Regions from separate parts of the Homo sapiens genome. Here region 2 is linked to region 1. Evidence: read pairs that join two places in POLR2A ChIA-PET (ENCODE). Cell type or tissue: GM12878. All regions are shown on one strand.

Region 1 (2,500 bases):
GATGCAAAGAGACACAGAAATGTGTATGAATAGGCTTGTTTCATTTGGTCCTTCCATTTTATCAGTATGTAGCCTGTGTTTCATTATACCTGTGGTGGATATGCTAAAAAGCATTCTACAATGACACTCTCATGTGCATAATTCTGAGAGAGAGCTTCCATTAGAGTGTGCTCAAGAACCTGCAGGAAAGCGTTTCAGAAAAGTGCCAGTGTCACTTTAAGGAGCCACTCTGAGGGGAGATAAACCCAAGGATCATGGGCTGTTGCCAAATCTGTGGTGTCTTCTAACCTTGTGTGTCTTTTTGAGCTTGGTCATGTTTTGCAGAGAGCCATGGAGACCTGTAGTGTAGGTGTCTTATAGACATTTTCAAGTTTTTATGAGGCTTAATAAAAACTTGAAAATGCCTGCAACTATTTTATAGTTGTTTTAATTTATAAAAGCTTCCCAGCTGATGTTACATGCAGCCTGGACACTGCTCTAGTGTCCCTGACAAGTGAATATCTTTGATAAAAGTGTAAAGGAATTAGTAGAGTACCTTTGATAAAGTGCAAAGGACTCTTTGCTTCTTTCTGTTTCACACACATACATAGACACACACACACACACATATTTGATATGTATACATATAGAAGAAACAGAAAGAAACAAAGAGAGCTCAGTGAGGACATTGGGAGCAGGCTTTTGGATGGGATGGTGTGCTTCATCCAATGGAGCCCCCAGTTGGGCCCTGCTTCTACTTCCAGCTCCAAGCACTCCACACAGGGAGGCCTGAAGCAGCCACTGGCTCCCCTCCACCTCCTAGACCAAAGCAGCCTCCATCTGGCCTCAAAACATGGAGCTGTTGCTGCCCCCAGCCACAGCTGGCCCAGTTGCACTCATGCCACCCATTTGGCCTTCACATGATTGAGGCAGAAGATAAACACAGATGGGGCAGGTGAGCAGCAGGAAGTGTGCTGAATTTCCATCGAGGCAGGAAGTGCCCGTGCTGCACTATTTGAAGACAGTTTATCTAAAAACAATAAAAAAAATTCTTCTCCACTGGATCTGGATCCCCCTCTGGTGGAGATGGTTCTCCCCAACTGGGAGCCTGGGCGTTTTCATGAGTGGGCCACTTTCTTCAGGTGCAGGAGGCTGCAGGCTCCTCAAAGGGCGCATCTCCAAGGTGGGTCAGAAAATGCCACCTTCTAAAATAAAAATGAAAATGAATCACGTGCTTAAACTATGCTAAATGATGACTTGTAATCATGCTTCTGGGGTTTCTCTAGTATCAGCAAGGGGACTAAAATGTGACATAAATTGCAATTCAGGGATTGTGGTAGGCCTGAGTTAATGCACACCTGTTGTGGTGGACATTTGTCAATGTTTGTGGCAGCCTAGCATCTATGCCTTCCCTCTATCTGGGGGAAATTCCCACTGCGTCAGTCACAGCAAGCTACGCCTCCCTCTAGGGAAGTAGGAAGGTCTAGAGACTAACCTCTTCCCCAACACGCTTTTAGTTAGCACAAAGGCAAATGAAGGGCTGGCCAATCAGATGCTGTCACCCTAGACTTTATATTTGGAATAAATGTGTGGTGTGAGGCAAAGATGAATGGAAAGTTAGAATCCATGTGCACTGGAAGGATTTGGCCAAGGCATCCTGGTAGGATTGTTCCTGCTCAAAGATGATTATCTTGTATTCTGCTTCTTGGGCCTCTGTATCTTTTTTTTTTTTTTTTTTTTTTGCCCATATAGTTACCTTTCTGTGTGTACATGTGTGCATGTGCGTGAAGGCAAATTTAAAATATACAGTACATTTTTATTAGTCATAGTCACTATACTGTACACCCTGTCCCTATCTTCATTTTTATAATCTGTTTGTTGCTTCTTATAAATTCAAAGTGGCCTTGTAATCTCTTTTCTGTTTACAATAATCAGAGTTGTTTTCTGCTGCTTGCAACCAATAATTGACTATATACACATGTTTGGAAGGCATAGTATAATGCTGATTTTCAGGTGCTATAGGGATACCAAGATGAATACAGTCTGGAATGCACTATACACAGTGCATGAGAATACAGGCTCCATAGTGAGACAGGCTTGAGTTCAAGTCTTGTCTCTGCCACTCACTAGCTGGGTGACCTTTCACCTGTTCCTTTATCATGACTGAGTTTCATTTCCTCATCTGTAAAAGAGAACTACTAAATTTAAAAATTAACTGTGAGGGGCTGGGTGCGGTGACTCATGCCTGTAATCCCAGCACTTTGGGAAGCTGAGGTGGGCAGATTGCTGGAGTCCAGGAATTTGAGACCAGCCAGGGCAACATGGCAAAACCCCATCTCTACAAAAAATTAGCCAGATGTGGTGGTGTGCACCTGTAGTCCTAGCTACCTGGAAGTCCGAGGTGGGAGGATCACCTGAGCCTGGGAGTTCCAGGAGGCAGTGAGCTGAGATCACACCACTGCACTCCAGCCTGGGTGACAGAGTGAGACCCTGTCTCAAAAAACAAAAAAAATTAGCTGGG
Region 2 (2,500 bases), 240 kb before region 1:
CAAGGGTGTGGGCCTCCAGGTCTGACTCCCAACTCAGTGCTCCTTTAATAACCACCCTTTGTTAATTCTGCTTAACAGGGGTTCCTGGCAAGTCAGTTCTCCCTCAGGCCTTCAGTTTCCTCACCTGCAAGATGAGAGGGCTGGACCACATGGAAATTCCAAGACCCTTTGTAGCCCTAGGAACCCACAACTCTACTAAATCATCCCCAAAGCCAGGCACCCCAAATAGCACTGTGATCAGTATTTGTAGTTAGGGATGCAACCAAGAATGCAGTTAAAGTGACTTTCATGAGCCTCAAGTGATCAAGACCTCACCATATGATTATGTACTACCAAAGCTGATCAGTCTCTGGACAGGGAGACCTGAAATCCAGCCCCTCCCTCCGCTATCTTGGAGCAAGGAAAAGGCCTTCTTCTAATTGGTCAGCCCAGGGGGCCCCCCTTTGCTGCAGGTAACCACAAAAACTAGAAGCCACAATGCCTGACACATAGCCCAGAACCTCAGACACAAGCAACCACAAAACTAGAAGCCATAGTTCCTGACACTTATCCCAGAATCTCAGCCAGAGGACCATGTCCAGCCTCTTTTTTTTTTTTTTTTTCTCTGTCATCCAGGCTGGAGTGCAATGATGCAATCTCAGGTCACTGCAACCTCCACCTCAGCCTCCTGAGTAGCTAGAACTACAGGAGCGTGCCACCATGCATGGCTAATTTTCTATTTCTTGTAGAGACGGGGTTTACCATGTTGCCCAGGCTGGTTTCGAACTCCTAGACTCAAGCTATCCACCAGCCTCAGCCTCTCAAGGTGCTGGGATTACAGGCATGAGCCACCGCACCCAGGCCCAGCCTCCTTTTAAACTCTTGGCCGTCAGTGTGATTACAGATGCAGTGGCAAATGGATAAATGTATGAAGGCTGCCATTCCTGCTTAGGAGAGGGGGAGTTATGATGCCATAAAGATATTAAAGACGAGGACAGATATTAAATGTATTCATATACTTTGACCCAGCAAATCTCACTTGTAGGAAGATACTCGTTGCAGCACCATTTATAAAAGCAAGACTTGGAAACAGCCTGAATGGCCCACACAGGGAAACCGGTTAGATGAATTTGTGGTATGACCACACAATGCAGCCACTAATAGTGCTGATGCATATGTATATGTGCTGATACAGACAGAAGACATTTACAAGGCAATGCACATGGTATGTGCCACAAATATACACATGTACATTTATATGCAAATGCAGGAAGAATATACAACAAAATGTGCACTGGAATTAACTCTGAGAGGTGGCATTATGGGTGATTTTCACTGTTGTACATCTAGTACTTTCTTTTTTATAGTGAACATATATCATTATGTATTTTGTAAATATTTTAATTAAAAGTAGAAAGTTAAAGAATACACTGTTTATCAGAGGAACTGTTCAGAAAGAATAAGACAGGTAGCCATTTAAAAAATTATGAGTAAACTGATCTCTAGGCAGCTTCTCCTTTCTCAGAATGAGACAAGCGTAGAGCGGGCTGCATCATGGTGCTGAGAGTCCTGTCTTTGAGGATGTGCTAGCCTGGACATTAGGGAAGCAGACCCATGCCCGAACCCTGAGGCTGCACAGCCTGGGTGGCCACCAGGAAGCCCAAACATCTAGAGTTGAGCCACGGAATGCCCTCGGCCCAGCCCTTTTTATTATTGGCCATTTCCTTGGTCTCAGCAACCATGGCCCTGCACAGAATCTCCCCGCCACAGCAACAGCTGTGGAGTTCTGAACATAAGTTCTCAAGACCAGTCAACCTGGGTTCAACCACCTGCTAAGACAGTCTCTCCATCCCTCTGAGCTGCAATTCCCTCATCTGCAACATCAGGATAAGGCCTCATAGCATCATTGTGAATGTTAAGGTGCAACATATGCCGAGAGCCTAGTGGAGTGCTCAACATAGAACAGGTGATCAAGCACGTTCTTCATCTGTGTCTGCCCTCTCTACTCCAAGATCATTCCCCTAACCCCAAAGGCACCTATGCAGCTTTCCCTTTGAATTAAACATAAAAAAGAGATCTCAACCAGCCTCTTCTGAAAGGATGGCCTTTTAAAAAGGCATAGCTTAGAGAGACTTGGCCACAGGCTTTGCTGCTTCTCCCCGGCATTGCAGACACTGCCACCGTGGGCCAGCGTCTCCGCATGGTCCATCTCCAGACACACCCAGCGGGCAGGAGTAGAATACCTGCGGCGCACTTTCCTGGATTTTGAGGCAGCCCAGACCACTCCAAGAAGAGGAAACAACCCTGACGTGGAAGAAGGCATTCCCATAGCTGCAGGCAGCAAACCACACCTCCAGATCTGATAAGACCTCTCTCCAGCACCACCCAGCCCTCCCCAGGCTCACAGCCACTGCGGGTCTCCCTCCAGGCTGCCTCTAAGAAACATTTGGGAGGTAGGTTTCACCAGGGAAAAAGTTACCCGGGTGAAAGTGGACACAAAAAAGGGCCAGAGCCCCAGCTC

What was found. Peaks named below come from ENCODE experiments on the same cell type or tissue, not always from the same donor. Only the 100,000 strongest peaks of a DNase experiment are listed, where the experiment ranks them.
Region 2: POLR2A ChIA-PET joins it to region 1 with 6 read pairs; 1 of 35 experiments calls an interaction of 5 or more read pairs at or near these places.

The regions. Positions count from the first base shown.
Region 1 is chr17:27,216,676-27,219,175 of GRCh38, reverse strand. No RefSeq gene overlaps it. Among named protein-coding and RNA genes, the nearest start is that of MIR4522, 76 kb to the left of the region's middle. RefSeq lists enhancers at 8-57, 1,146-1,495. In GM12878, no CTCF peak of the experiment used is centred here; DNase peaks (open chromatin) are centred at 1,365 and 2,134; H3K27ac peaks cover 2,500 bases.
Region 2 is chr17:27,461,570-27,464,069 of GRCh38, reverse strand. The region is part of intron 1 of KSR1 (kinase suppressor of ras 1); the gene reads right to left. Among named protein-coding and RNA genes, the nearest start is that of KSR1, 6.4 kb to the right of the region's middle. RefSeq lists a silencer at 333-627 and an enhancer at 1,832-2,500. In GM12878, no CTCF peak of the experiment used is centred here; no DNase peak of the experiment used is centred here; H3K4me3 peaks cover 2,296 bases; H3K27ac peaks cover 2,136 bases.